Linked DNA regions of Mus musculus: region 2 is linked to region 1. Evidence: chromatin loops called from intact Hi-C (ENCODE). Cell type or tissue: heart. All regions are shown on one strand. Links, peaks and the distances in the headings refer to the core of each region. The heading gives the core; the rest is flanking DNA.

Region 1 (16,340 bases), core at 3,219-11,218:
CCCCTCCCCTCCCCCTCTGCCTCCCCCCTCCCTTCCCCCTCCTCCTGTGCAAATCAGAGTATCTGGGCCCCTTTGCCATGAGACAGTCTCATGTCTTCATTTAAAAGGAGGAGGAGAGGAAGGCTCGGTGTGGAGGCCGCCAGTACCCTAGTGTGAATTGCACACCCTGGCTGGGTTTGCACACCCTGCTGGGTTACACAGCTTTGTGGAGGCTGTGTCTGTCCTGTGGAGAAGCTTGGATGAATTTGCCAGCCCTGACTGGGTGGCCCTTCTCTGCAGCAACCATGCAAGGAGACTGAACCTTTCACCTTCAGCCTTCAGGCTTCCCCCAGGGGCCTCTGATCTTTCCCAGTTGCTACACCCTCCCTTCCACTGGCTTCCCACCATGCCCCACTACACAGGAGAGGAGAGGCCCTGAGCCAGCACACATGCTAGGATAGGATAGGCAAGGATAGGATAGGATAGGCAAGGGCAGGTATCTGGGACTTTCTTTGCTCTCTGCTGCTTTCCCAGCTGTAAAATGGGTATGAACGTGATGTTATCCTCCTGGTGGTGAGACTATTTGAGGCCTCATTCCAGCCACTAACAGTGAGGAGAATCTGCTCTTTCAAGTGATGGGTTAGCTGACATCAAGCCTGTAACTATATAGATTTTTTTTTTAATCTCACAAAAAAGCTACAAGACTGGTGTGACGACTAGTATTAACTGGCAGAATCAAGAATCTCTTAGAAGATGAGTGTCTGGCCATGCCTGTGAGGAATTATTTGCCTTTCTTTGTTTTAATTTTATTTATGTGTACATGTGTGTGCCTGCTGGTCTGTATGATCGCTGCATGTGTGCAGTCCCCACGTAGACTAGACGGGGTGTCATATCCCCTAGAACATCAGTTATAGAAGGTTATGAGCTGCCCAGTGTGGATGCTGGGAACCAAACTCAGATCCTCTACGAATGAGCTTAGCCACTGAGCTACCTTTCCATCCCAACGGGGAGTCCTCTTACTGGTGTTGATTGAGGTGGGAAGACCCACCTACCTGGGTGGCAGCTTTCCTGGTGGGATCCTGATCTACATAGGCAGTTGAAAAGCCATTATTGACAGCACTCACCACACTCTGCTCATGGCTGTGCATGTATGTGAGGTGCTGCCTCGAGTGTCTATTGCCTTAACTTCTCCACCATAAGAGACCGTGCCTGCCTTGAACTGTGAGCCAGAGTAAAGCCCTTATTCCTTAGATGCACTTGGCAGAGTAGTCTATCCCAGCAATGGGGAGAGAAACAGATACAACAGGGTTCTCACAGACAGATGGGAAGTTCAGGTTGCCCCAGGACCCAAACCAAGCACGTGAGTTCTCATCAGTCATGGACTCTGGGGTTCATGCAGTCTGAGATGGGTCCTGGGAATTTCCTTGGTAAACTAACATCCCAGTGGGCCATATGTTCTATTGAGAACCCCTAGAAAACCGTTCTGTATAAGAAAGACATTTGGCTCTTTCACAGAGAGAGAAAGTGGGGTTCAGTAAGGTAAAAGGAGCTCCCCCAAGACACAGAGGTGTAATTAGCCAGGCTGGGATTTGACACAGGCTTCCCCTGGTTCTAACATCTTATGAAGGAACCACATTTGGAGATGTTTTCCCTCGGAGGGCAGCTTCCACCTGCGGCAAACCTTCCTGGCTCTCCTGTGGCCTGTCACCTCTCACATGTCATGCTCTACCCAAAGAGAACATGGCGAGCTGAGGTGTGACTCACTGAGCACATGTATGAGACCCTGGGCTTTGTGCTCAGTGCTACATAGAATAGCACGTGTCAGCAGAAGGTATGTGGAACAAGAGAGGTTTGGGGCTCCATCAATGATGCTCGGGTACCACACCACTGAGCAGCTAGCTATTCAGCCTCCCCAAGCCTTGGTTGTCTTGTCCTGGGGTCTGAATGTCTTCCATTGACCAGCCTGCTTTCCTCTGCCTGACTCACCGATACCCTCGTCTCCAATGGGACAAAAGGAGAACAACAGCTGACGACAGAGGGGACCCAGGTCAGAGTATCACCCCCACTTCATCAATGAGGCAGTGACTCAGTATTCCAAGGGCGCAGCAACTGTCCATTGCCTCTGCCTGATATCTCTGCATCCCAGGGTTTGCGCACACCCCCCCCCCCCCCCCCCCCCCGCCACTGCCCGGCACGTGGCTGTCCTTGAAGGAAATAGCCTTCCCTGTTGCTAACTCCTCACTGACAGTCTTATCTTCAGGAAACCCTCTGGGCCCTGATTGTAACATTCACTTTCCTCGTCTACAGCAAGGGTACTCCATCTTATATTAACAAAATATGGTGTGGAGCCAACCCTGGCCCACAGCCTATTTGTATAAATAAAGCTTTATTGGAATGCAGTCTTGTCCATTCATTTATGTTTAGTCTGTGGCTGCTTTCATGTACAATGGTAGATTGAAATAGCCGCTCCAGGGACCATTTGGCCTTCGAGCCTAAACTTTTGATGGCCCAGCCTTTCACAGGAAGCTTGCCAAGCCTTGAGCTCTATTTTGGGGTAAGATAGTTGGTGACAAACCCTTGATACTAGGCCTGGCACACAGGAAACTGTCAATCAGGCCTGGCTCTTCTTGCCTGAGTTCAGTGGCAGCCATGTGTATTATCTGAGCCAGGGAAAATGGGAGCTGGAGTGTAGGCTGAGGGGGAGGGCAACCATCTGTTTCATAGGATGCTGGGTCACAAAAATCCTCTATACAGCAAGGTTCCCAGGTGGCTCTCTACTTCCTGAGCAGGAATCTGCTCTTCTCATTCTTCTTCTTGGACCCCTAGCTGCAAGTTCCAGTGGGGCCAGCATCCATAAATGTTTGCTGTTGGATGAATAAACCTAATTAACCACCCATTGGTCGGGGTGGAACTTCACAGAGACTCAGCTTTTTATGCAAATCAGACTCCATTCCAGGATGCTGCAGCTGCAGCTTTCTTTCCAGCAAGGCTTTCTGCAATCCAATCTCTGCTCCTAGTTAGTATTGCTGCCTCCATTTTCTCTCTCTGACCTTCTACCTTCAGACTCACCTGCTTCCAGCTGCCTCTGCTTCTTCGCCTCCGAAGTCACCTTTCCAATTCTTGAGTATCATCTGGCTTCTCTCGTTCTAGGAAGCTGCCTATAGCTCCAGTTACCTACCTGCATCTTCCACTTGGTAGCCAGAGCGCCAGAGCGCATGCCCTGTGTAACCCCAGCAGTCCATCCTGCTCCATCTTTCCTTTCAGCTCTCCCTTACAATGTTCCAGCACACCACCGTCTGGTCTTTCTGGGATCCCTAGCAACATCTTTGTGGCTCCCAACCCCCCCCCCCCTGCCCAAAGCACTCACCTCCGTATACCCCCCTCCCCCCACTGCTCTCTGGGCTTTACCTTCCCAGGGAGCAGAATCACACTCCTCCAAAGCTGTTTCTCTTGGATTTCCCAAAACATTACACTGTTGTCTTGAAAAAACTTGATTTTGTCTGCTTGGCTATTGCCTTCCCATGCTGGACCATAGATGTGGACGTCTAGATGAGGGTTCAGCCCTGGATTCAGAGAACAGCAGGTACTTAAGCTGTGGAGGCTCCTGCCTCTGTCAACTCAGGACCTTTCTGCCTCTTTGCCCTTTGGCATCCTGCCGGGCACACACTTGGTCCTCGAGAAAGATGGATCCAACATTCATGAATTCAACCCACATCTGATCAACACTACTCAGAGAAAAGCTGTGCTTGCTCTGAACCTGTAGAAACCCTTTTCTCCTCCAGCTATTCAACAGTGTCGAATAGCATTGTATTAAACCTGTAAGCAACCCAAAAGGTTGCAAGTCTACAGAAGCTGTGTGTAAGTGCCCGGCAAGGGCTACACAAGGGACCTTGGAGTTGCACAGCAAGCATGGGGATACTGATGGGAAACTTCCCATGACCAAGTCTTCCAGGCCTTAGAAAGGTCCCTCATCTGAGTCTGTCATTTTGTCATTGTAGCTACTTGTTGCCAAAATACTTGAAAATCTTACAATGCCCCAAGCAATGCTGGAATGAAAGCCACATTGTTTAAACACTACATTGAAGTATATTCTTTAAAGAGAAACTGCCTCTTGCTTGGCTACTGGGCTCGTTGGGAAATATGCTTACAATCCAGTCAGCCCCTGGGTCCCATGCTAGATGGAGTGGCAGAGTCGATGACGGACTGAGAGAGACAAGACAACTTGAACCTTGGCTAGTTTGTTTACCTTTCTCTATGAAAGACCATGTCAATCAAACAGAAATGCAAGCCGAAGCAGGTGCTTGAAGAAAAAGTTGAATAACTTCTGGGTCATGGAAGGAAATGTATCAAGGGAGCCACCCAGTACCCGGTCTTCAGTGCTAGAACCTCTCATGAGAAACTGAGAATAGAAATTTCTTCCTGGGTGCCAACATCCATAATTAATTTTAAAACTTCCAAAGCCTGAAGGAGAGAAGCAAACCTGGCGAACCCAGTTGCCTGACATCAGTTTACAGCTTTGGCCTCAGAATTAGGCCCGGCTGCCTGGTTTCTTCATTAGTCTCTTCACTACCCACCAAACCTGGTTTTGTATTAGGGTCATTTCACAGATAGGAAAACTGAGGCTCAAAACCACATGCCAAGAGCTAACGGTAAAAATGGATCAAGATTCAAGCCCTGTTCTGTCTAGGTCGTTAGACTGGTCACATCAATTGGAAACCCTCCCCTGGGGTCCTGGGCACAGAGGGGTGGGATCTGCTGCTTCAAGGCCTGACTCACATCTCTACCAGCATCTAGACTGAAGACTCTCCTTCCTACAAGCTCAACCTCTGACTGGACTTGGGACCAGTTGGCCCCACATGGGAGCCAGGCACACATAGCACTGCAGATGCATGCTCCCGTATAGAAGGGCAGGTTCAAGACAGACAGGGGTGGGGGTGGGGGTGGGGTGGGGACGGTGGATCTGCATGCTCCATGGTCCTTGTGGCCAGTCTTTGTGCCCCTGGCTCCTGCTCCTCTCTCCACACTTTCTCTCGATGCCTCCCCACTTTGCCTTCTCCTCTTCCTCACTCCTGTTTCCTGCCCTTCATCTATTCTCTCCTCAGGTCCATGTCTTTCCCCATTTCTCCTTTTTCAGTTCCTCTCCACCCTTTTCTTCCCTCTTCTGGTCTTTTCTCGCCCTCCCCCTTTTCATTTTCTCTTTTACCTTCTCTCTCCATCTCTTATGAAATAAGACACTAAAGCCCTTCACTCCCACTTCCTTGCAACACCACATACAGAGTAAATAAAAAGACTGCCTGCCCTCCAGGAAGCAGACCTCCATGTCCCTCTGTCTCTGTCTCTGTCTTTCCCTGTCTGTCGAATGACTTGGCATCCAATGTCGAGTTAAGTGATTTTCCAGGCACAGCTGAACTGGTGTGTAGAGGCTGAAATGCTTCTAAGGGCAGCTTTCATCTGCAAGCGACTAAAACGTCTTGTTCTTGCTGTCATTGCTGTATTCCTCCCCTACACACACACACACACACACACACACACACACACACACATACACACACACACACACATACACACACACACACACACACACTCCTACACACGCACTCATACCTATACACACTCTCACACACTCATACATATTCACACATACACTCATACACACACTCACATACTTCTACACACACACTCACACATACATTCACACACACTCACACACATTTCCTCATTGATCTTCCTATGAAGAGAAAACCCTCTTGGCCTCAAATCTCTAGGAGTGTTCTCTTTGCAAGTCTTACCTTGAGAAAGGGTAGCTAGACTTGCTGACCAAGTCGTGTATCCCAGGGAATGCCTCTTTCTTGGGTTGAGCAGGCAGCATAGACACAGATCCTGAAAAGTGATATACCCAAGGTCATTGGATGGCCTAGAGCTGAAATCTAAAATACCAAAGGCTCTTCATGCTCTCTGGGGAATGCTTTGGGGTGGGGTGGGTTGAGCCATGGAAACAAAGGTGGAAAACCCTCCTTGGACAAGTGTCCATACCACAGAACACCCACTTTTCATAGACAGGAATAACATGGGGTCTTTTGTACCAGCTTTACTGAGCAGACGTGTTATCTGCTATCATCTTACTGCAGGATTCTGGGCAATTTTGTCCCGAACCTGAGATGTTAGTCCCTTATCTATAGGGTAAGGTTATTGATGGTTTCCTTGCCTAGTTATAGTAATTGTAATTTTGACACTCTAGGTCATTGTAGGCTACAGAGTGTTTAATATGGGTTTAGAATAAGCCTTATGAAGAATAAGAAGCAAAAATTCTTTGGATTATTGTTCAAATTTAGCCTCAGGGCTTACATTCCAGAAGGGAAACAGAAACGCATGGAATGCTATTCTTACCACCTACTCCTCAGCCAGGGCAGACATTACAAATCCATCACTGGCTTTCAGACATTTCCAGTTGATCAATACTGAAACAAACAGCACAAATTGTTCATTTTCCATCTTGTTACAGAAGGGAAAACAAACTTCCTAATCCAAGTGTAATGGTTAGTCTTGGTTGTCGGTTTGACTGGATCTGGACTCAGTTAAGAGACATGACTCTGGGTGTGTCTGTGAAGAGTATTTCCAGAAAGTATTAACTGACAGCATGAGACCCTCCCTCAGGGTAGGCAACAACCTCAGCCAGCTAGCCCAGATAGGAAGAAGCCAAAGATAAAGCAGTGTTGCTTGCTGCCTTTGTGTCTTGCTGATAAGTGAATCTATACTGCTTCTGCTATGCCGCCGCCGCAGTTATGTCACAGACAACAGACTTACATTTATTTGGTCTTCTAATGTAGAATGCCACCAGCTCTCCAAGAATCTTCCAGGACTTCAGCATTACATCGGGACTATGGAGGTACACAGCTTCACAGGCTGGGTAGCTGTAGACTACTATGGCTCTCCTCCATGCATACATCCCCAGATCCTATTATGTAAGCCATTATAGCAATTCTTTTCACATATGTATATATTTGTTGCCTACAATAACTCAGAAACTCAGATCAAATGCCTCTTTGGCTCCAGAGACAAAACCTCAGCCCCTTCCTCCCGTATATGCAGTCTGAACTTAGTCTTTTCCATATGAGACATTATCCATCCTTCATGATGATCCAAAAAAGACCCAAGGCTGGCCGTCAAAATTCATGATATTTATAAACAGTAATCCCAGTTTGTGAACCAGGCTTACCCACCTCCAAAGGTCATCAGTGTGTAAGCTTGGGCTAACCTGTCTCCAGAGGTCATCGGTGTGTGAACCTGGGTTAGCCCATCTCCAGACATCATCAGTATATGATCCTGGGCTAACCTGTCTACAGAGGTCACCAGTGTTTGAGCCCTGGCCCACCTACCTCCAAAAGTCATACTTCATTTTCTTTCCACATTACAAGGATGGCCATCCCAGTTCACCCTGATTATAAATGGCAACCAGTACCCCAGCCAGTGTGTGAACCTGGGCTCACAGACCTCCAGAGGTCATATTTTGTCAATGTCTTTCCATACCACTTCCCCTCAAACAGGAATGAGTTTAGCAGGTCAGGCAAGACTGTGGATATCATAAAGGCCATTGCCAGGATTCCAGGGAGAACCAAAGCATGGCCACCCCTTTTCCAGTAAAGACATTGACTCCTGCTGGATTCTGGGATCCTGCCAGGCCTGGAGTCCATCTCCTGGGAAGGACAGCACATGCTATTTTGATACTGAGCCTGTGCCATGAGCAAAGTGATAGACAGGCCTTTTACACAGCTCAGAAGTCAAGTTCACAGAGTTGTTTCCTGTTTGGCTCACACTGTGGGCAGAAGCCCAGGGGCCCTTGCTCTGCTAACGCGCTCATCAGCCTAATAGGAGAACAATTACCAAGTCAGGATCCAAATTTAGCAGCAGACACTTCTTTAGTAACTGGAGGGCTTGTGACTTTCAAGAGGAGTGGACTGTTGACACAAATTCTGGGTAGTGCTCTTTTTTCTGAAGACCAGAGCTGTCCACACTGCTAATGGCAGAATCATTAGGTCATGGCTGAGGTCCAGGAGTGGCCAGAAAACTAGCAGCTTGGGAACACGCTGACTTATCTAAAATTAGCCAGCGAGTTTAGCTTCTTAGCTGTCAACTATAAATTCATTTAAATGTATCAAAAAATAAAGAGGAGTTCCAGGAGGCACAGAAAAGGCCCAAGGATGCTCTCCCAAACATGCTTTATCAGGATGCTCCAGGGATGAGTAAAAGGCACTGGTAGAGATGTCATCCATCAGTGTATATATGGCACATCAGAGCAAACAAGAGCAAGCAGTGTGGACAGCAGGAGTATAGAGGAGAGCGTGGTCGTCAGTATGCAGAAGCAGCCGTCTGCTAAGTCTAACCTCAGACAGAAAGCACCAATGTGACCCAAACTGACCATGAGCTTGCAAGTTCACCAATGAAACCAAAAGGATTAGGGTTTGACTCCCAGCCTCGCCATGAGACTTGTGCAAATAATCTCTCCTCCAGAAATGTGAGTTTCCCCTTGAAAGGACGCATGGGAAGAGACCAGTTGGCAATGGCTAGCCCAGCAGCAAGCAGCTCTGACGACTCATGAGCCACCCTTAGGTCTAAGCACCCTTCTTACAACGACCTCGTTGCCTTCACAGTTACACCGTGAGGTAAGCACCCTTATGGATTTCCATTCTCTAACTAAGGAAACTTAGGCACACAGCAACGCTCACCTCCCAGTAACAGCACAGAATTTGGAAGCTACCATAGGCAATCTGGTGACCACATCAGTCCCAGTGTCGTGCAGAATCTCTGTGCAGGCAGAGAAATACCCATGCCACTGGGTTCTCCAGACATGATCAATTGAAATGCAGGGCTTTTTCTTCGGTCCTACAAGTATGGCTTTCTGAAGAACTGTGCATATTTTTCAAAATCTGATATAAATAGCTCTTTTAATTTTTCTTCCTTTGTACCCCATCCAAATATCAGCCAATACCAGAGAGAAATTGGTTCTGGTCAGCAGTGACAAGGTCAGGGCTCCTTTGGAGGATCCTTGCCAGTGCAGGCTCCATCCTGGGCTGAAAAATCATGGCATTTATTTTAAGCTGAAACAATCTTATATTTAAAGCTTGTCATCAGGCCGAAGTTTGTTTATTGCATTCCATAATTATGAGGAATATATTTTAAATAGAAAAAGATTTAAAATGTAGGACAGCTGCAAAAAAAAAAAAAAAAAAAAAAAAACACGATGCCAATCACTGCGAGGCAGCCACATCTGGAGTCAGCCACATCTGGAGTCAGAACTTGGGTGGGAAAAGCTTGTTTTGCATTTTTATGACCAGATGCATGCAGATTAGATGTACCTTATAAACTTCACCCAGACAACTGTCAAGACCAATCAGCTTTAATTGAATGGGACATTTTCTCCAGCAATCCCTCCTGAGCCCTGGCCAAGAATCCCCCCTGTATTAAGCATAGGCAGAGCAAGTTCTGTTAGCTGTGCATAGAGTGATCTGTCAAACACAGGCCAAATTCAATACTGGACTTCATTCCACAAAGACTCCAATTAGACCAGAATGAAGTCTGGAAAGCTTTGAAACGTCTCCTTGGCCCTGTCACATCGAGACATGACCAGTAGAAAGGGGTAGCTGAAGCCTGCACCCTGTGTTAAGTCCCTACACTTGAACACTTACTGTGTAACACTCATGTTCCATGCCTGCTCCCTCTAGGTCCTTCCAGCAGTCAGTCCAGTGGATGGGGATGATTCTCCCATTTTAAAGACCAGGAAACTGAGCTCCAGAAGGCTGGAGAGAGACACTCTGACTCAAGTTTGCAAGACAGGAAAGCTTGAAAAGTCCCATCAGCCATTTTCATTGGAACAATGGCAGTCTCAAACCCCCCTGGGACGTGCAGACACGTGGGAGAGCATAGAAGGCCATTGCAATGACTGAGGGGTCATGACTTCCATGAACACCAGGGGCCGGGAATGCCAAACCTCTTAAAGCTTGGAGGACAGAGTGCCAACAGCCGTTCTAATATAGCAGCTCTGGCCTCCCACAGGCCAGCACAATTAGGAAGACCACAAGCAGGGGTGTAAAGCAATAGATGGTAAGAATATTTTCTTAGTCTAGATTGCCAAGTTAGTGCATGCTGATAGCCAGTGTATGTCCAGATGCCAACCATACTGATGGAGAAGAGAGGAAAGGGGCAGGAGGCTTCCTTTCTCCTGTGGAGCATCCCTTTAATGTTAGCCTGCAATTGCTACCAAGGCCATTAGCATTATTTCAGAGGTCCACAAACCAAAGCAGGGGTCTGCTGCAGGAATGGGAGAGTAATAAAAATGTCATGGCCCAGATTTCTATTTCTCACGTGTGGAACAAGACAAACTCAGGAAAAAAAAAAAAGGCAATCAATCCTAACACAAATAATGACGTAGGATGTCCCATCTTTTATTCCATGGACTTGACGTGTGCCACGTCGGATCCCCATGGCAGCTTTTAGAGAAAATAGAGAAACTAAGGCTCAGGAGTAAAGGGTGGCAGTCCAAAGTGATACAGGAGTGTTGGCCCAGCAAATCCTGGGCCCCATTCCATGAACGGAGCTCACAGGATCATGGGAGCTGTGTTTTTGATGTTGCAAACTGAAGAACATCATAGCTAATCTGAGTGAGTAAACACAAACTGAAGACGTTACTTGCTTGTTTTTTTAATTACCTTTGGAAATGGTTTTACTAGGATTCCAGAATGAGTGATTAGCTAAGGACCGGGGCATCCCAGTGTCAGTTAGCACAGGCATCCATGGAGGTCTCTTCTCCCCAGCGTGATGTAAGAGTTCTGTTGTCTGGGTCTGGGTCTGGTAGCAAAGAGGCTTCCACAAGTCTGAGGTCTGAGATGCTGCTGATCTGGTTACAAGAGATTCTATTAAGGAAAAGGCTCTTCCTGACAGAGGTTTTCGTCAGCACTGGCCCTCCTGGAGATGCACTCCTCCTGGAGAAGGCTGATTTGGATGTTGTCTTTTTGTGAATCAGAAACAAAATCAACAATTTACAGCAAGGTTTTACACATAAAGCTTGCAAAGTCGGATGCCTCCAGGTGTCCAGATGGGGGAAATGAAACGGACAGTCTGGATGCCGCACGCTGTAATAGGGAAGGACAGGGGTTTCGAGGGATTGAGGAGCCCGTGCCAGTTGTAATGTTGAGTCTTTAGACTGGTACAGTTTTTGAGTTTTTTAAAGAGAAAGTATAGGATTTAGGTGTAGTCTGCAGGCATTTGAAGGCTGATTAATTCCAATCTTTGTTTGTTGTAAACAAACAAAAAACTAATTATGTGTGCCAAGCCCCCCTCCCCCCCCAAAAAAAACCCTTGTATTTTTATGGGACCTTTGGACTGTTGGGTTCTTCTTCTGTACTCCTTCCCCCAGAAAACATCAGAGAGGTCAGAATTTTCATGGATGGAATGGGACTTGTCTCAGCTTCTCCCCCCATTTCCTGAAGGTCCATGTGCTCTTACTAGTTGAAAGAGCCAAGTGGACCATCAGAAATGACACGGCACAACCAAACAGCCAAAAGAGAAACGTCATCTTTAAAATAATAGCCTTTTAAAGCAGGGGAAAGCAAGCAGGGCGTGGAGGCTCTCACCTTTAACGCCAGCACTTGGGAGGCAGAGATGGGTGAGTCTCTGTGAGTTCCAGGCCAGCCAAAGTTTCAAGACTCTGTCTCAAAAAACAGATATGGGAAGGACATGTAAAGAAGCAGGCACCCAAAGAACAGCTTCTGGGAATTTAAGTTCTTAAGGAATAGAGGCAGGCAGGAATGAATTGTGGGCGCCCTGCCTGGGGAGTGGGATCCTTCCCTCTGCAGGGCATTCTGGTCACTCTCTTAGCTAAGTAGACCCTGGGGCAGAGGCAGAGGTGGGGGTGGGGGTGGGGGGGCAGTATAGAATGTCAGGAAAACAAAGGGGTCTGACCCATGATTGAAAATCTCCATCTTACCAGACAGTGTGACATTAGGCTAGTGACTGGCTCTCTATGAGTCTTGGTATCCTCAGCTAAGAAATGGGGACAACCCAGTTGAGCAATGGAGCCAACCACCCAGCTCAAAAATTTTAACACAGAATTGTTCCTGTGTAAAGGAAAAGCAGGGACAAAAAATGGAGCAGAAACTGAAGGAAAGGCTATCCAGAGACTTCCCTAGGGAATCCATCACATCTGCAGACACCAAACCCAGACACTATTGCTGATGCCAAGAAGAGCTGCTGACAGGTGCCTGGTATAGCTGTCCCCTGAGAGACTCGGCCAGCACCTCACTAACACAGATGCAGACACTCACAGCCAACCATCACACTGAGCCTGGGACCCAATGGAAGAGTTAGGTGAAGGAATGAAGGAGCTGAAGGGAATTGCAACCCAATAGGGAGAACAATTTCAACTAACAGGATAACTCAGAACTCCCAGGGACTAAATCACCAACCGAAGAGTATACATGGAGGGATCCATGTCTCGAGCTACCTATGTAGCAGAGGATGGCCTTCTCTGGCATCAATGGGAGGGAAGGACTTTGGTCCTGAGGAGGCTTGATGCCCCAGAGAAAGAGGATGCTAGATTGGTGAAGCAGGAATGGGTGGGTGGGTTGAGGAGCACCCTCACAGAGGCAAAGGAGATGGATCATTTGCAGAGGGGAGATTGGGAAGGGGGACAACATTTGAAATGTAAATAAATAAAATAACCAGTTTTTTAAAATGAAAAAAAAAAGAAATGGGGACAAAAGTTAGGGTCAAGGGTCTTTGTATGTGAACTATTAGACTGGGAAATAACAATGGATTCTGATTCTGTGGAAGGTTTTTTTTTTCACTTTTTACAGGGTACTGTTGCAGAAGCCATGAACTTGACCATCCATTTGACCATTTGCAACACCTGCTTCTAGTCCAGGGCGCAACCAGTACATGCGTATGCACCACAGTACCTCTCCCTCCCACAGAGAGGGCTCCTTTTGTGTTCTACCCAGAGTTTCAATAATTCTGTGCCTTCTGAATGGTGTGGGGATTAAGGAGAGGATTGGCTTCATAGCTAGAGAGGGGCAATGTGGAGGCAGCCCCAGCTCAGTTCCAGGGTGGCTCTAAGTGAGTTCAAACAGATTTTACAGAGGAAAAAGTCCAGAGGGGCTGGATGGCTGGGAGGGATGGGTCAGAGGCAACCATTTCTCCGTCCACCAACTTACCATGTGCCATGATGGCTTCTTTCCCAGGACACAGTAAGATGGCCACAGAAGTCCCAGGCATTTGTCCCAGAGACAGCGACACCTGGAAGAGGACTTGTTTAGTCTGTTTTCCTGTTGTGATAGAATGCTCTGGCAAAAGCAACTTAAGGGAGAAAAGCTTCATTCTGGCTTGAGGTTCAAGGGTTCAGTCAGTCACAGTGGGGAGGTCAAGGGGCCAGGAGTTTGAAGAATCTGTTCACACTACATCTGCAGCCAGGAAGCAGGGGGAGATGAGTGTGTTTGTTGCTACTTGGATGTTTCTACAGTTGCTCAGACAGGATTTCCTGCCCAGAGAACAGGCCTACCATTCTCAGGTGGGGTTTCCCCCTTCTATTAACTCAATCAAGATCATTGCCTCCACAGACACATCCAGGACACCCAACACACAGCTGATTCTAGTTCCTGTCAAGGTAGCAACACTAACTAGCATCACTAGGACCAAGAGCCACTCTGGCACACTTTCAGGAAGTAGGAAACTTTGGTTCCCTGAAGTGCAGCTGACTATTCTTGGCCTGGTGCCTGTAGGGCTGTGTGGGAATGGAGTGGGGAAGAAAGAGAGGGGAGAAGGGAGTTTCTGCAGGCAGAGATGCCACCTCATCCAATCAGGATTATCTTGAGAAGAAACTATTGAGTTGAGTTCCCCCAAACAAAGTTTAAACTTCATCTTCTTTGTCTACATGCTCAATACTAGCAGGGGCATGGGGAGGGGGGGGGGAGTGGAGACCAAGACAGTGAACTATGGGTGCTTTATCACAACCCATTACTGAGAAATCTGAGCGTTGGTCAGCGGGGAACATGCTTTGAAGGGTCTTCAGATTTGAGCTGAGGGATGGCACCTGCTCACCTCTAGTCCAAAGCCACTCTTCTGGTGCTCTTAACTGATTTAGGCCTGGCAACTTCCACTAGACTGAAGAAACCTATGGTCAGAGGCTGGCGGGTATCTGCAGGCAGAGGTGAGTATCCAGTATCCAGGGATGTGGACAGGGAATGCAGGCTGAGCTGGTGGGCTGCAATTGCAGCTGTTTCTACCATATCTTTGGCTGACTTACACAGCTCAGGCATGGCCCGTCTTGGCATGAGCCCCATCACTTGCAGAAGTCTTCCAGACCTCTCCCTTCTGTCTCCTGGGAACACCGTTGGGATCACTGAGATCTGAAAACCACAGTAGAACTAGCACAGGAACACTGCCTTTGGCGTCCAGGGATCCAGAGTGGACTCAACTCTGCTTCCTCTGACCCTCAGAGTAGCCCAGTGGGACAGGTAATGCCATCATCCCCATTTCAAAGATGGGGAAGTTGAAAATCAGAGGAAGAAATTACTTCTGTGAAGTCACACAGCAATACCAAGGAGAAATCCATTCCAGGGAACTAGTGGGCTCCTAAAGAGCTCAGTACAATGTACTACCCCCCCACACACACACACTAACTATTTTTAGCATTGTGTCTCTGGAGGTGAGAAAGAAGTGAGCCAGAAAGTGTACTTAGGGCACATAATAGGTACAAAAAAACGCTGCTTAAATGGGGGAATATTTCTGTTGTAGGTTCCCCGACCCCTGTTTCATGGACAATAGAACAAACATGTATATAAGTTGTGAGAAGAGTCCTGAGGAGCTAGGACTGTAGCAAAGGCCACTCTGACCTCAGGCTCTTTTCCACTATGCCGTAGGGAGGGCCTGTGGTTGGGCTCTGGCTGTTGAGAGCAGAACCACAGAGCCCAGCTGCCTTTAATGCGGTGGTTCAGCTTCAGGTTCCTGGCTCCAGCCTCTGCATGGTCACTGCCCACTGCTGACCATAAGGGACTGTGGGTGAGAAAGTGGCCCACACTGCTCATATTCCACACTATGGAAGCCACACAAGCAAGCCACAAGGCATATTTTGAGTTTCTAGTAGTCACTTTCTAAAAGTACAAGAAAAAAAAACCAACAGGTGAAGTTAATTTTTGAAATACTGAAATATATTTGCTTAGCCTAATATGCATCCAAGAATACTTTCAGTGTATAATCAATATAAAACATTAAGGTCCCTTGCCTCCTCCTCTCTTTCTTCTTCTTCTTCTTCTTCTTCTTCTTCTTCTTCTTCTTCTTCTTCTTCTTCTTCTTCTTCTTCTTCTTCTTCTTCTTCTTCTCCTTCTCCTTCTCCTTCTCCTTCTCCTTCTCCTTCTCCTTCTCCTTCTCCTTCTCCTTCTCCTTCTCCTCCTCCTTCTCCTCCTCCTTCTCCTTCTTCCTCTTCTTCTTCTCCTCCTCTTCCTCTTCCTCCTCCTCCTCCTCTTCCTTCTCCTCCTCTTCCTCCTCCTTCTCCTCTTCTTCCTCCTCCTCCTTGGTACCAAGGACTTGAATCTGTATCTGTCTTTCTAGTGTTCAAGAGCCACATGGCTAGCAGCTGCTATGTTGAACCAGGCAAGCTTGGCTGGCTCAGGGAAAATCCTTGTCTTCCTAGTCTTTCTTCTTTACCTCCTACACATATGCCAGCAGTACACACACACACACACACACACACACACACACACACACATGGTTACTTTAATTTCATGTCTTCCATTGGTAAGAAACAGTGCTCACTGAAGTGAAGAAACAAGAATCCTTATAAAATTATTGCTGGAGTTGGAGAGGTGGCTCAGCAGTTAAGATCACCAGCTGCTCTTCTACAGGACCTGGGCCTGATTCCCAGCACCTATTCGGAAGCTCGAAATGATTCGTGGCTCCAGCTACAGTGGATCCAAACCTTTGTCTGGTCTCCACTGGCACCAGGTATGCACATGGTCCCCAGGCATGCATTCCAGCAAACACCATATACATAAAATAACATAATTTAAAATTTAAATGTAAAGGACTTGCCACTAGCCACAGATGATCAAGTCCTTCAGTCACCATATGCTAGAACTTAACCCCTTTCACAGCAGTGTCCAGATGTGGGAGCTCTGACATTTAAAAAAAAAAAAAAAGCCTGCAAAGGAGATGAGATGAGAGTCTTGAAGATGAGTTATGCAGCGGTGTGTGTGGCATCAGAAGTTGGCAAGGACCAACAGAGAACAACCGTAGAGCATCTTACCAAACTACACGAGAAGTTGCCAGCAAACTCCATGTGGACTTTTGGACAGGGGGTTGGTATTTGAAGCAAA
Region 2 (16,340 bases), core at 5,593-13,592, 320 kb before region 1:
GCGGCCCAGTCCCTAGGATGGGCCTTGCTGGCTCAGGCTGAACTAGGCAAAGTCCCGCCCCCACCCCACCCCCACCCCCACCAGCCGTCCAGGCAAGCTTCTGCCCGCCCAGCAGCAGCATCCTCTTTCTGCAGTTCTCCCAGCAGGAGGAGAAGAGGCAGAAGGCGGAGAGGCTGCAGCAGCAGCAGAAACACGAGAACCAGATGCGAGACATGGTGGCGCAGTGTGAAAGCAACATGAGCGAGCTACAGCAGCTGCAGGTACGCAGCCCTGTGTCTCAGTTTCCCCAAGTCAGTGCTCAGAGGCCACCAGCAGAGTTACATCTCAGTCGGTCAGGCCCGGGTGAGCTGATGCCTGCCTGCCGTGCTACTCTCTGGCTGTTAGACTGGACAAGTCGGACGACCCTCCTAGCCTCTTTTTTATCTCTCTGAAGTAGCTGTAGGGTTGAGGTGATGTTTCCTGTTGGTATGTGGATTTGTGAGTGTACCTTAGTTTGGCCCCATGCATTAGGGATATGAACAAGCAGGATGTTTACCCATCAGAACCACACCGTGCTAGCATCCACCTGCACGCGAGTGGCTGACCACCTGAGGGCCCAGTTGCAGGAAGTTGTGCTTGACAGATGAGACGAGGAGTTGTGCTTGACAGATGGTGCCAGCTCCAGCCTCTGTGAACTTCAGGTGGTTGCTCAGGCCATTGGGTCCATGGGGCAGTTTGCGGATAGGCAGGGAGACTCTAAAAGAATGGTCAGCACTGGAGGCTGCCAGGTAGAGACTGGTCCATGTGGGTTCTGGTCAGGCATTCCCACTCCTTGCCTATGACATCATTATGTGACCACTGACCGAGAGATCCACCGAGTGGTACACATAGTTGGTCACAGGACACAGTGCTCTGAGTATTCGTGATTAGATGGACTAATAAACTCCCAGAAGCTTCCAGCTTGAGGCCCAGAATAAAACCCCTCTGAGGGGCTCTCCTTCCTGTATGGCTTTTTTAGTGGATAAAGGCCTTGTCCTTGCCTTAGAGTTCCTGTCGGAGGACTCAGTCCCTGCAGGGAGTCAATAGGGACCTCACTCCTGTCTGCCACATAGATCTCAGGAAAAATTTAGAAGGCTAAGGACTTACCTCAGAGCATATAGCAAAGATGGGGCGATCCCCCAGCCTCATTCCTCACTAGGAACTTCTCCCGAGGAGATGACATGAGGCAGGAGATAGTACATATAGGTTACATATATCATGTGATACGTAGACACAATGCACAATTACACATACATATACCTGTAGTTATACACAGAGACTTAGTCTGCTTGGGCTGCCATAGAAAACTGCTGTTGCCAGATGCAGAGCAGCACACCTGTGGTCCTGCTATGTGAAAGGTGTCAGTGGGAAGATAGCTCGGGACCAGGAGTTACGGCTGCAGTTTATTGATTTATTTATGGGATGTTCGTGCATGTGTGTGAGTTTGGGCTGGTGCACGCCCGGAGCATGTGTGTGGTTAGGAGGACAACTTTTGGGAGCCAGTTCTGTCATCCTTTCACAGCTCTGGGGATTGAACTTAGATTGCCGGGCTTTGCCCACTGGGCCCTCTCACCAGCCCAAAACTTTTTAAAAAGCCCAGACAGTGTCAAAAGCACCCAGAAGGACAGGCAGGATGCTCAGTGACTGCGTACACAGTGAGCACACAGGCCTAACAGTCTAAGTGTGATTTCTCGGAACCCATGCGAAAGGCAACAGAGAGAGCCGACTCTGCAGTCGTCCCTTGGCCTCCACCATGGCGTGCGTGCTCACACGTGCACACCATCACTGTTCTGGAATAGTCCTCCAGGCACTGCTTTGTGCGAGTGTATTACTCACATGCAGAGTTGTGGATAGTGGCCACAGCATAGTGAGCCCGCGGTGGTAGTGCCCTTAAGGATGCCATGGGTCGGGGGCTGGTGAGATGGCTCAGTGGGTAAGAGCACCCGACTGCTCTTCCGAAGGTCCAGAGTTCAAATCCCAGCAACCACATGGTGGCTCACAACCATCCATAACAAGATCTGACTCCCTCTTCTGGTGTGTCTGCTTCTGGTGTGTCTGAAGACAGCTACAGTGTACTTACATATAATAATAAATAAATAAATCTTTAAAAAAAAAAAAAAAAAGGATGCCATGGGTCTGTTTCCCCAGGCTTTGGCCTCATCACCCCTATTCTGCCTATTCCAGAATGAAAAGTGTCATCTGTTGGTAGAGCATGAAACCCAGAAGCTGAAGGCCCTGGATGAGAGCCACAACCAGAGCCTGAAGGAATGGCGAGACAAGCTTCGGCCACGCAAAAAGGTACTGCACTGGACTCATGGGTACCTGCCTGGAACATCTGAATCCTCCCTATTTTCTGACTCTTGTCTTGTGGCACCCCTAAAATTGGTCTGTTCCCGAGAGACAGGACCCATCTGCCTGTTGTGCTGAATGCTGGCAGCTCTCTGGACCCCTGGGTTAAGAGGGTGCTCTTGACATTGGCCCATGTGCACCTGAGGCAAGCAGAGAACCCCTGCCATGAGCAGCAGTCAGTCACATTGCCAGGCTGGCACCTCCCCCCACCTTGGAGAGTTTCAGGCAGTCACTCTGTGAGGTCAAAGGCCAGTGCCAGCTACTTCACTTTCTGAGTTAGTTTCCAAATGTGTAAATCTCTGTGCTTGGTCTGGGGTGGAGCTCTGGGGCAGAGCACCAGCCTAGCATGTTTGATGCTCTGGGGTCTGCCTCAGCACCAAAGCAAACAAACAGCCATACACTCAGCAGTGTAAGCCACACTCTTTATCAAACACTATAGGAATAGGATTCAAAAGCTAGGGGTCTCTGCAGGGGCCTCTCCAGGGTCTCACAAGGCCAGAGTCAGGCTGGGCTGGGCTCTTGGCTGTGGCTCGATGGTTGGGGTTTTTACAGACTCCTTGCTGCAGAGTCACTGTGACCAGGTGCCAGGTACTCTCACCATCTTGCCTTCTTAGGATGAGCTGCCCCCTCAAAGTATGAACCCAAAGGGAACCTTATGCCATTAGCTGCTTTTCTTAGGTATTTGGTAGCAGCAGCAAGAAGGTAACCAACGCAGTAAATATCACAGGCAGGCCTCAGCATGGTCCTGATGCGATAAGATTGTAGGGTCAGCTAAAGAGTCATTAACGCACAGCATTCTTTCTAAGTACACTGTAGCTGTCTTCAGACTCGCCAGAAGAGGGCATCAGATCTCATTACAGGTGGTTGTGAGCCACCATGTGGTTGCTGGGATTTGAACTCAGGACCTTCGGAAGAGCAGTCAGTGCTCTTAACTGCTCTCCAGCCCAACCCACAGCATTCTTGTTTTGGGTGTTTGTTTGTTTGTTTGTTTGTTTGTTGAGACAAAATTTCTCTGTGTAGCCCTGGCTGTTCTGGAGCTAGCTCCATAGACCAGTCTGGCCAGGAACTCAAAAATCCCCGTGTCTCTGCCTCCTGAGTGCTGGAATTAAAGGTGTGAGCCACCCACCCCTGCCTAGCACAGCATAGTCATTCTTAGACTCTGAGGAGAGGTTAGCCTTGTTACCCTTGACCTTGTGACCCATGACCGTGTGCCCACACTGCCTGATATTCTGAGGGTTTTCTAGCCACTGTGTGCGTAGACAGGAGGCAGACCGTGCCCTGCTGGGATTTCTGACACTAAGCCCACAGGTACCCAGTGTTCCAGCTGGCTCTGGCATCAGGGAGTGAACGTGCACCTGCTTGTCTGACTCTGGGCAGCTGTCTCCTGGGCACTCACATCCTAAGGGTCTGGAGAATGAGCTCTCCCAGCAGCTTCCTGTGATGATCTCTCAGGCTCCTGGAAGCACCACAGGCCAGGGCTTAGAGAGCTGGCCCTGCACCCTGCCTGTGGGACTGCCTCGGGGCAGGGTTCTGTCACAGCTGCCCGAGTTGCTGCTGGCAGGAAGGCCCAGAGGGGATGGTCCTTTGTGCTCTGGCATTACACCAACCAGCCTTGAGCTCTGTCTCCTTCTTATAGCAAGTCCTGTGGAGTATTTTTAGAACTCAGACGGCTTCCTTTTAAGTAAGTGCAGACTTCCTGATTTGCTGAGGTCACTTTGAGGACAGAGTGGGGCCTCGGCATAGTCTGCTCGTGCTCTCTCTCTCTCTCTCTCTCTTTCTTTTCCTGGCCCTTCTTACATTGCCATGTTAGACTGTAAAATACATGAGTATTATCTACTTTAAGCTACTGTTAACACATTGCTGCTGGTGGGCTAACTCATTTGTTAATAAGTTTGTTTAGAAAGAAATGTATGGGGCTGGTGAGATGTCTCAGCGGTTAAGAGTACTAACTGCTCTTCTAAAGGTCCCGAGTTCAAATCCCAGCAACCACAGAGTGGTTCACAACCATCTGTAATGAAATTTGACGCCCTCTTCTGGTGTGTCTGAAGACAACTACAGTGTAAAGAAAAAAAAAAGAAAGAAAGAAACATATTCATTTACTTCCTCCATGCTGCTCTATGTTGTGTTGCCATAGAAACTCTGGCCTGCAAAGCAGGGTCTATCCTATAGGACAGGGAAGCTGCCCCATGAGACTTCAATACACAAACAAAGCAGGCACAATGACAACCCCATTGACCGCCCCATTGATCTCATGGGTGGGGGAGAGCTCTCCCACAGCCTCACTCTAGACAAGAGTTAGAGACAATTAGATGGTTGCTGAGAGAAGAGTTCAGGGATGAGACCCCTGAGAAGCTGTCTGACCCCAGGCAGTCATCTCGAACAAGTATGCATATGAGCATGGTAAATGGACTCAGCGGGTGGTATTCATATACATACAAATAGCATATGTATATATCAAGGATAATTAAAGAAGGAGTCGTGGGTTTGAGAGGACATAGAGGGGGACCCATGGGGGTGATGGAAGAAATGAGGTACATATAGTTAGTACTCGTGTATAACATTCTCAAAAACAATGTTAATGTTTACTATGTTAACTATCTGCCACACAGTGGGACACAGACTGCTGCCTGTGCTCTCAGAGGCTTTGGGGGGAGACTTGTGGTGGGCAAAGGACAGCAGGGCTTGAGTCACAGGCTCAGCACTCCACGCTAAGTGTCCCTTCAGCAGACACTGGGGACCAGAGTGCTGTGGGTTCCAGATCCAAGTCTGGGATATTCACATCTGTGTAATGAGATGTCTCGGGATAAAGGCCATGTTAGCTCCGTCTCTTGTCTCGTGGTAGAACACCAGACAGAGGTTTGTTTTGGCTACACTGATGTTTGAGGGGCTGATCACACCATAGAGGCAGAGAGCAGGAAGCCGGGTTGTCCCCTCTCCTGTGACCCTAGCTTCACCAGTCATGCCTTCTACCCCACCATCTTGGAGGCTGAGTGCTCAGGCACACAAGCCTCAGCTGGCATGTCACATTTGAAACACCCAAGTCTAAGCAAACTTGGTTGTGTCTCCTGGGTCCTTACACACAGCCAGGAGGTATTTATGGCACACCCACCTTTGGATTGCCACCCAACCTGTGAGGTCAGAAATGGTGTCTTTCACTATATCAAACTAGCACTTCAGAATTCAAATTTTGGGACATCTTGAACTTTTGGAGTGGATATGCTCAACTATTCCTAGCTTTGAAATTGGGCGACTTACTAAACCACCCTGTGTCTAAACAATAGCAGAACTATGAGCAACACCTCCATCTGAACCCCAGGGGGTCACACACTGGATTCCTGGGGGGGTTCACAGATCCCATACTGGACCCCTGGGGCTCATACACTAGATCCCAGGGGCTCACATACTAGATCCCTGGGGGCTCACACACTGGATCCCAGGGGTTCACACACTAGATCCCAGGGAGCTCACACACTAGATCCCAGGGGCTCACACACTGGTCTCCTGGGGGCTCACACACTAGACCCCTGGGGGCTCACACACTGGATCCCAAGGGCTCACACACTGGATCCCAGAGGCTCACACACTGGTCTCCTGGGCAGTTTGGTTTATATTTGTATCACTGAGCCAGTATAGTAATTTTCAGGGTTTTGGGGTTCTTTTTGTTTTTTATTTTGAGACAGGGTTTCTCTGTGTAGCCCTGGTTGCCCCGAGACTCCCTCTGTAGACCAGGCTGGCCTTGAACTCACAAATCTACCTATTTCCGAGTCTCAAGCAAAGGTATGCGCCTCTGCCACCACAACTCACCAGGCTTGGTTTGTCTAATTGCCAACCTGAAGTGAAAATTTTACATAAATCCCAATCCAGTTTCCCCTCCCACATGGTGCCTGATCTTGTCTAAGGGCCCATGCTCTCCTGGCTCTTCAACTTCCCTTGTGAGCTGGCACTCCTGATCCCGTGCTCTTGGGAAGTCTTCCTGATAGGATCGTGTTTATCTGGATAGATGAGCATGTGCCCAACGGAAGCTCCTGTGCTGCTGCCAGCTGGAAAGCACCCCTCCCATTACCTGAGGAGCTCAGACCCTCAGAGGGACAGGCACACACCCTCCCGCAGGCAGTGGGTGTCCTGACTGGGGGTGAGCACTGTCACTTGGCCATCTCTTTCTTCTGCTAGATCCTCCCCTCTGGCTCTTCTTTATCCATCCTGCTCTTTCCCCATCACGGGAGTCCTGCCTGTACCTCTCGCCCCTTAACAGGCGGTTCCCCAGGATTGGCCCTGGGCCATGAGCAGTTCAGGAAGGCGTGTGGCAGGTGGAAGGGGTGCTTACCTCAGGGAGCTGTCCAGAGCAGGACATGCTGTTCTGATTGGAATCGTTGGCATCCCGCTGAATACCATCTGCTCTCGCTTCCCCAGGCCCTGGAAGAGGATTTGAACCAGAAGAAGCGGGAACAGGAAATGTTCTTCAAATTAAGCGAGGAGGCAGAGCCCAGACCCACCACACCCAGCAAAGCCAGCAACTTCTTCCCCTACAGCTCTGGGGATGCTTCCTAACACCCACAAGCCTGGGCTGCGGTGGGCAGCGTGGCTACTGGGGCCCCCAAGCCTCTATGAACAAGTGACTCAGGACCTCTTCCTCTTGCTTCTGTGCCAGCTCAATTACCCATCCCCCTGCAGCGCCCCAGTTGTCCACAGTGCCACCTTGGTGCACGGTGACCTCCTCAAGACTCAGATTCCCATCACCTAGGAGTGATTTAGACTGTTGAGGTCAGGGGCCAGGCAGGATGGGTGAACCCCTCCTGTTTGCCCAAACACCAGCTCTACTGTCTGTGGGCACAAGCGCTACTAATGACATCACCGCGAACGCATCCTTATTGTGATCCTTGTGGGTTTTTTGTTTGTTTGTCTGTTTGTTTGTTTGCCTTCAGTAATTCCTCACAGTGTCGGGAAACATCCCTAAGAGCCACTTGGGTTCTCAGCAGCCAGCTCCCGGGTGTCCCCATTCCCTTGTTTCACATAGCTGACTTTGCTTTGTGTATGTCGGGGTAGGGAGCGTGGAGAAGGATGCCAGAGATGCCTGTTCTGCTGATTCTGACATTGTATCCCATCTTATTTTCCTCTCCCTGTGAGACATGCAATACACACACACACACACACACACACACACACACACACACACACACACACACACACTGCAAATACATAACTTGGCCCCCCTGACACCACCCAGGCTGCCTCTGCTGTGACCTCCTAGGACCAATGCATTGGAACCTGCTTGCTTGCCTCCTGAGCCTGATCCAGGGCCACTGAGCATGTCAGGTGGAGCAGCTGGTGGGGCCATGCTGAGTGCTGGCGCCAGAACCCAGAGAAGGCACAGGCTGTACTGCCAGCCTGCAACTCATTTGGCTGCACACAGGATCCCGTGTTCAGGGGTACACCCCCCTCCACACTTGACTTCTGCTGCCTAGCACGTGCCAATCTCACCCTTGCCCGCTTGTCTGCAGGTACCCAGGAAGGCTTTTGACTTCTGCCCTAGTCCTGTACTGGAGTCCCACTGTACATTTCCACTAAGCTTTGGACTTCTCTGTTCAGGAAGAACTGTTCCCCACCCTCAGGAACATGCTGCGCTCAGGGAAATGTGGAGCCTCCATGACTGGGCCTTCGGGCTGCTCAGGTAGCCTCCCAAGAGGCTGAGCCCCATAGAAGAAAAGCAGCCTAAGTGCTCAGTTACAGTACAGGCAAATGGCTGGCTGCCTCAGACACCCTCTTTTTAAAAAGCCCCTTCCCAGGGACAATGGGGTGGGGTGGGGGAGGGGGGACCCAGGCGGTTGAGTCTGGCGAGTGGCTGAGACCTTAGCAGTATTTCTCTGTCACTGCCCGATGCTGAAGCAACTTTCTAAAAAGTTTCCTCAAATGAAAACTGGGTGCTTGGGAGGGAGTGGGCTAGAAAAAAAATAGGAAAACAGGTCTTGGGACTCCCAGATCTAGTGTGCAGTAAAGAAGCTCACAGAACCCCAGGAAGGCCATAGTTCTCAGGGGAGCGAGTGAGCCTTCGCTTGCTTTCAGGCCTCACATCAAGGAGTTGACTCAGAGGGCAGATGGGCCAGGCCACGCCACAGGAGGCCGGGCAGGGATACTTGCTTTCAGGGGACTTGACAGTGGCTATTAGGCAAAATGCTAGTTTTGTGGTTCATATAACAGTCTTTGACCGCTCCCTGACATCATTCGTAATGTTCCAGTCCTTTGTTGAATCTGCACTTAGTACCACCTGAGCCCTGGTAGCTCTGCTGTGCCTTTTGGAGTGGGGTCTAGCCTAGTCTTCCAGCCTCATAATTATAGCGTAAGTGCAATGCCTGCCACCACCAAGGGCCCACGCAGTATTCCTCATGCCCTGTGCTAATCTTTTCTGTATAGGAACAGGCAGAAGTGTTTTTAGCGCAGTAAATATAACTAACTTATATTTCCCTTCATGAAGGATGGAAATAACGTGTATGCATTTCCAAGCACCGTGGATATTTGTAAACTGTTCTCTGCAAACAAAAAAAGAATGTAAATATGCTTCTAATAAAGTAATAAGGTGATTTGCAAGCACTGTTGTTCTTTCTGGTTGGAAAGAGAAGATAGGTGGGCCTCCTGTGCTTGCTCAGCAAGGAAGGGCTTATCCTCTGAGTATGTGAGAGCCTCCTCCATCAGGCAGCAGGTCAGACTCTGGGGTTTCTGATGGAACCCCAAAGAGAGAGGAAAGAGACCATATTCTCTCTGGCCATTTAATATCATTCCGATTCAAAGACAAACATTGGTTAACAAACACCCCCAGATTTTGTATGTTAATGGACTGAATTTTTTCCATAACTCTGATAAGAAAGTAGATTTTGCGCAGAGCCCAAATCTCAGGACACGGCCGAGGGACACCCATGGAATTCAACCCTGGAGTTTGTCCCCCTGATGGTGCTACCACACCTCTCTCCAGCTGCCACTTCTTGCCATCAATGCTGTATCTTAAAAGAATTTTCCAGGACAGACTTAACATGGTGGTTGAATGCCCTAGCTTGTACATGGGTCTGGGCTCTGTCTCTGATTCTAGGGGGACAAATAGAAATATAGTTTACATTTGTCTGACTGTACCTCTCAAAACATTGCTTGTGTTCTTACCCTGGGGTCCACGGGTAGAATTGGGGGTATCTCTGCATTTGTTTGTCAAAAGATGTGGTCTTTAGTTTTCCTGCCTGAAATTGAGTGTTTTCCTTCTTAGTGGAGGTGGCAACAACCCCAGAGGTATCAGTGGGGCTTGTAACTGTCACCCAGGGAAACCAACGGCGTTCCACACTACACCATTTTTTCCTCATTTTTAAATCATAGTGACTCAACCTGCATTGTTAGGTCCAGTTGGTTGTGTCCATGCATATGTCTTATTAACTGTGTAGCTACAGTTTTCCGAAGTCATTGGTAGCCGGGCAGTGGTGGCACATGCCTTTAATCCCAGCACTTGGGAGGCAGAGGCAGGCAGATTTCTGAGTTCAAGGCCAGCCTGGTCTACAGAGTGAGTTCTAAGACAGCCAGGACTACACAAAGAGGCCCTGTCTCAGAAAAACAAAAAACAAAAACGAAAAAAAGAAAAAACCAAAAATAAAAAAACAATTAAAAAAAATTTTTTTTTAAAGATACCTATTTATCCTGATGGTCAGTTTCATTTGTAATCAACATAATAACCTCATTGTCACAGGTTTCAAAAATATTACTTTGAGAAGGACTTCATAGACATTGTGGAATACCAAAGGACTTCACAGAACAGAAAACAAAACCAGTCTGCTTTTGCTTAGCACCTTGCTGCTGTTGCCCTGGAAGTCTCGTGACCAGCAGAGGGCAGGCCATGGCCATGGTGCTGCACAGCCTCTGGACTCAGGCTGTTGGTGTGGCTGCAGCTTCCACTGATGAGTACTTACTGTCTGGGGGATGTAAATCAGCAGGCAGCCAGCATGATTGCCATTAAGAGCTAGAAAAGTGAGTTTCCAAGAATTCAGGAGACTGGCAGCCTCCCACCCCCAGGGCATTAGGAGATGAGGATGACTTGGGAAATGAAATCATCCTATGTTAATTGACTCCTCTCAAAGCAACCATCATTGGAATGAGTGATTCCTGGATGCTGTCTTCAGCATGCTCACCCTAATGGAGACAGAGACGTGGGAAAGCAGCACCTGTGCAGACTGACACCGCCTGGGGACTCAGAACACCCCCTAAGAGAGCCACCCTGTGTCGGAGGGCAAACAGGTCTATTCCAGAATGACATGCACTAAGGCTGGCCAGAGTAGATGGCTTATCAGCATAAGGCTAGAGAGAGGTTGGGCCGAACAAGGATGCCAGGCCAAAACAGCCGTTCCCTAAGAGCTGCAGAGTGGGAAAGAAAAGGCTGAAATGGACGGAGGAGTCATTGTACAGTCCATGCAGCACTGAGAGTTTAGAAGGAAAGGAAGGATTGCACGATTTTGAGGCAATTAGCAGAGCCTTAGATGCTGCACTCAGAGGCACCACATAGCTCTGTTGTACCCATGGTGTCTATTAGGTCTGGTTAACAAGGACATCTAGCAACCATCAAAACAGAGCTTCTATGCCCAATGGTGGCAGAAAAGGTCGTTCAAACCAATCCCAGCACTGAGGATAGCTTTAGAGTCTAGGCAAGGACCTCACAACTGCCTACTGTAGCTCCAGTGGATCCAAAGCCTTCTTCTGGCCCCTGTGGGTGCTCACACATATGTGTACATATCAACACACACACACAATAAAATTAACGTTGAAAAAGAGGAAGCAGGGTGATGGTGGCACACACCTTTAACCCCTACACTAGGCAGGCAGAGGCGGGGAGATCTCTGTGTTCTAGACCAGCCTGCTCTAGTGAGTTCTGGGACAGCCAGGGCTACACTGAGAAACCCTGTCTCACAAAAACAAAAAACAACAACAAGAAAGAGAGAGAGAGAGGAAGGAAGGGAAGGGAAGGGAAGGGAAGGGAAGGGAAGGGAAGGGAAGGGAAGGGAAGGGAAGGGAAGGGAAAAAGAAAGAAAGAAAGAAGGAAAGAAAGAAAGAGAGAGAGAGAGAGAGAGAAAGAAAGAAAGAAAGAAAGAAAGAAAGAAAGAAAGAAAGAAAGAAAGAAAGAGAGAAAGAAAAAGAAAACGAGAAGAAAATAGAACTGGTGACTGGAAGTTCTACTTGCTGGTATAAGCAGATCACACAATAGGGAAGGCCTGCCTGGCCAGGATTCAAGCTGGGATGGGGTCCCCATGAGGGGATTGGGTGGTTTGCCCTGCCTGGGTTCACAAGCCTAGAAAAAGCAACAGAGGTGAGCTTTTGCCAGGTCTTCAGGGCTAAAAGTGCAGAGAGAGGAGCCCAGACCCTGCCAAGTGCACAGTGGACAGGATCTCCATCCAGCCATTTCTTAACTCAGACTGCAGAGAGATCAGAAGTGGTTAGGGTTTGGGCTGGCGTTCTGTGGTGGAGTCCTGAAGTCCTTTGAAACGGAGGTGGGGTGGGGTGGTGGCGTGAGTTGGGGGGAGTTGGGGGAAGGTGGGAGGAGGAGATAGGGAGAAATAAGAGATGGGACCAGAAGGGAGAGGAGGGGAAAGAAGCCGACCAATAGGGGGTCTCGATAATGCAGGGGCCTGACTCCCACAAACTCAGTGTGTTTGAATGTTTGGGGCAACACATGGTGCCCTGAAATTTTCAGCAGATAGCTAAAACCCAACAATTTTAAAAGAACCAAGTGTCATAAACCATGAGAGCGATCTGGGTGCCAGATTTTACCTTCCATTTGGAAACTTCTTCTCATCCAGTTCAAGCTTGAATCATACTGAAAAGCTTGTAGTGGGGAAGGAAAACATAGGCTGGGGACGAGCTCAGCCATAGGTGGGCTGCTGTCCTGTTCTGTGCGAGGAAGCTGTGTGAGGTGGGACACTGTCCTGTTCTGTGTGAGGAAGCTGTGTGAGGTGGGACGCTGTCCAAGCATGTGGAAGGCCCAGAGTGCTGCCCACCTCTATCCCTTTCTTCTAGAAAAGTGTGGCTGGACAATGCTCAACTAAACCTATGGCTTGGATCCCGCTGTCACTGGGCAGAACAGGTGGTCAGTCTGCCCAATGGCATGTGACTGTCCCACCTGTGTGGAGACACGGTAGAGCAAACATATGGTTCTCCCTTTGTGGTAAGGAACCTCGGAGGAGACCACGTTTCAAGACAGTGAAGAACAAGACAGTGGCTCTTCCAACAGTTCCCCCTGAGACTTACACAGAACATTAGGCCCTGATCAAATGATCAAAGGACAGGCTTCAAGCTGTGGTGGTGTTGGGGCTACTGGTTACCACAGCGTACCTGCCCATCAGGATAACAGTCTCCCCACTCACTAGGGTGCATCTGACTCCCTCCTGGAGATGAGAGAGGCAGTTAAGGAGGGAACGGAAGAAAACATGTAGTGGCTGCTCCCCCAGGCTCCCCACTCATGGTACGGAGACAGAACCCAGAGCCTTGTGCAGAAATCGTATTACTGAGCCCCAACCACCTACCTACCTTCACTGCAGTCCAGATCCCCTTTTGTGGTCTGTCCTACCCATTTTTGTGGCTTTTGTCTTAGCAGTCCACACCAGACTCCCTTCAAAAGGCTGCTCTGGGGGTTACCAAGGTCTCTTTGCCCACAGGCACCAAAAGATAAAACTGCCTGGGAACTGACACCCACCCACCCTGACACCCACCCACACTGAAATGGGTCTTAGGCAGGGACCCAGTGGAGTGGGAGTATGAAGGACCTGTCCCCTTGCAACAAGTCAGAGCAAACCCCAAGGCATGGTTGATACTCTTAAGCTCCCTGGGGGGATCCCTGTAGTCCGCCCCCTCTCTTCCTTCCCCTCCCTCTCTGGCTTCTGCTCAGTTTCCAGACTCCCTTGGGAGGGTTCCCTTACTGCACCTAAGCTCTCCAAAGACTACTGAAGACACGTGGAGCTGGTATCTCTAAGAAATGGATTCTGGGTGGGTGAGGTTTTGGAATCAGAGCACACTGGCCAGGACTCTCAGTGATGGTAAGTGGGGTGTCATTATACCCAAATGCTGTGGCAGGAATATCATACAAATGCCTTCTGTTAAGTTAGAGTTGGCTGTGGCTGGAAAGAGTCACCCTGGCTCGTGCTCAGGACTACAGGTTAATTCATTGTTGCTGAGTAGTATTGGTTTTTGTTTTGTTTTGTTTTGTTTTGTTTTGTTTGGAAGAGAAAACACACACACACATACACACACATAGGCTCAGGTCAGACACTCACCAATGTAAGGCAAGATGTGGCCTCGAGAAAGGCTTCTTCTGCAGCTTTTTTTTTTTTTTTTTTTTTTAAAGATTTATTTATTTATTATATGTAAGTACACTGTAGCTGTCTTCAGACACTCCAGAAGAGGGCGCCAGATCTTGTTAGGGATGGTTGTGAGCCACCATGTGGTTGCTGGGAATTGAACTCAGGACCTTCAGAAGAACAGTCGGGTGCTCTTATCTGTTGAGCCATCTCACCAGCCCTTCTTCTGCAGCTTTAAGAAGACTATCTTCATCTAGTAATTCCATTTTGGTATTTACCCAAAAGAGTTGACAACAGTTCGTCAAAGATGTTCACACCCTTGCACTTATCACAACACCTTTTGGAATAGTGAAGAACTGGAGCCGACATAAATGCCCACTGACAGGTGGGTAGGGAAAGAAAGGGGGTCTAGATACACACTGGAATACTATTCAGCCCGGAAAGAGGAGGGATTCCCTCAACACAGATGGGAGTACTGAGACAGGTATCCAAAGGCTAATACTGCAATTCTCTTGTTGGTGGATCTACAGCAGACCTGGGGTTTCAGCAGCAGAGGAAGAAGAAGTGGCAAAGATGATGGCGAAAGAGTACAAAATCCTTAGGAGGAAGAAACATTATCTCCTCTCTGGTTGTTTTGCACAGGCTTCTGAGCAGGGTCACAGCTGGAGGACCAGTCAGGTCTGGAGCATGTGTTCAACGAGCAGCTGTTTGGGGTAACCTGAATCTGTGTTCCAGGACTGCAATCACTCATATTTGGTTCCAGAATAACCTGTTTTATTCTGTTTGAAATGAGAGCCGGGGGTTGGGGATTTAGCTCAGTGGTAGAGCATTTACATAGCAAGCATGAGACCCTGAGTTCAGTGTTTTGCTCTGAGGGCATGTGCAAGAAGGAGAAAAAGGAAAAAAGGAAAGAGAAGAGAAGAGAAGAGAAGAGAAGAGAAGAGAAGAGAAGAGACGAGAAAAAGAGGAAGAGCAAGAAAGGAAGAAAAGGAAGAACAGGAAAAGGAAAAAGGGGAAGGGGAAGAAGAAGGAGAAGGGGAAGGGGAAGGAGAAGAAAATTTTTTTCAAGACAGGGTTTCTCAGGCTGGAGAGATGGCTCAGAGGTTAAGAGCACTGATTGCTCTTCCAGAGGTCCTGAGTTCAATTCCCAGCAACCACATAGTGGCTCACAACCATCTGTAATAAGATCTGATGTATGTCTGAAGACAGCTACAGTGTACTCACATAAACAAACAAACAAACAAACAAACAAATCTTAAAAAAAAAAAAAAAAGACAGAGTTTCTCCAGGTAGCCTTAGCTGTCACAGAACTCACTATGTAGACCAGACTGGCTTCAAATTCACAGAAATCAGCCTGCCTCTGCCTTCTGTGTGCTGGGATTAAAAGCACGTGCCACCATGTCCCATAAGAATTTGTTTTTATAAAAATAATGCCTAGCTGGGCAGTGGTGGCGCACGCCTTTAATCCCAGCACGTGGGAGGCAGAGACAGGCAGATTTCTGAGTTCTAGGCCTGCCTGGTCTACAAAGTGAGTTCCAGGACAGCCAGGGCTATACAGAGAAACCCTGCCTCGAAAAACCAAATATAAATAAATAAATAAAAAACATGCCTTTACCTACTGATCCATCATGCTGGCTCTTGGAGTCTTTATCATCATTTATGCACAGGATCATGTAATAGGGGCTGGAGAGAAGATTCGGGTGTTAGGACAGGCTCATAGCCCCAAAAGAGAACGGGGCACTACATCTTCTCCATTTCTGTATGAGTAAGAGTGAAGAGAATGGATATTCATCTCACTTCTGATCTTAGAGGCAGCACTCTCAGTCTTTCTCCATTTAGCACTGTGTTGGGTATAGGCTTGCTGCCTATAGCACCATCTACATCGAGGCATGTTCCGTCTATTGCTTTCTGTGCTGATTTTACCAGAACAGATGGTGGACTTTGTGGAAGGTCTTTTCTGCAACTTCTGAGATGATGTGACTCAAGTCCCATGAGTTCATTTGTATGCTGGGTCATGTTTATCAATTTGCGTGTATTGAACCATCCTTACATCCCTGGAGCGAAACCAACACAGTTGTGGTAAATGATCTTTTTAATGTGTCAGCAAATTCAGTTTTAAGAGTATTTTTAAAAAAAATATTTTTAGTGTGTGTGTATGGATATTTTTGTCTGCATGTATGTCTGTACACCATGTGGATGCCTGGTGATTGGAGGCTGGAAAATGGTATTGTGTCCCCTTGGAACTGGAATTGGGGGTGGCAAGAGCCCACACAGGTGCTGAGAATCAAACCTGGGACCTTGGAGCTGTCTTCCCAGCCCCTGAACTTGAAAGTATTTTATTGAGAACTTTTTTTTGCGTTAATATTCACCATGAAATTTTGTCTTAGATTTGTGTTGTATGACTGTCCACATTTAGAACATTTTTTTCTTTTTCTTTTTTTTTTTTTTCTTTTGGTTTTTCAAGACAGGGTTTCTCTGTATAGACCTGGCTGTCCTGGAACTCTGTAGACCAGGCTGGCCTCAAACTCAGAAATCCGCCTGCCTCTGCCTCAAGGCATATGCCACCACACCCGACCTAGAACATTTTTTTTTCCTTATGTTGGTACCTTTAAGTGTTCCTCCCCCAAACAGTTTCAGTACATCCACTAACTAGGAAAGGAACCT

Evidence for each region. Hi-C counts contacts between places; a loop is a spot of excess contacts. Peaks named below come from ENCODE experiments on the same cell type or tissue, not always from the same donor. Only the 100,000 strongest peaks of a DNase experiment are listed, where the experiment ranks them.
Region 2: it touches region 1 in a loop (3-fold over the local background); 8 of 42 quality-filtered maps call a loop at or near these places.

What each region holds. Positions count from the first base shown.
Region 1 is chr11:32,938,919-32,955,258 of GRCm38, forward strand. No RefSeq gene overlaps it. Among named protein-coding and RNA genes, the nearest start is that of Gm12111, 21 kb to the left of the region's middle. In heart, for the core only: no CTCF peak of the experiment used is centred there; a DNase peak (open chromatin) is centred at 7,773; H3K27ac peaks cover 1,093 bases; H3K27me3 peaks cover 225 bases.
Region 2 is chr11:32,615,647-32,631,986 of GRCm38, forward strand. Stk10 (serine/threonine kinase 10) reads left to right here. Exons shown (of 19, transcript NM_009288.2): 17 at 135-260; 18 at 2,203-2,316; 19 at 6,778-8,949. The coding sequence ends at 6,915. Among named protein-coding and RNA genes, the nearest start is that of Fbxw11, 19 kb to the right of the region's middle. In heart, for the core only: a CTCF peak has its summit at 10,207 (motif pointing right); DNase peaks (open chromatin) are centred at 6,745, 7,745 and 10,265; H3K27ac peaks cover 256 bases.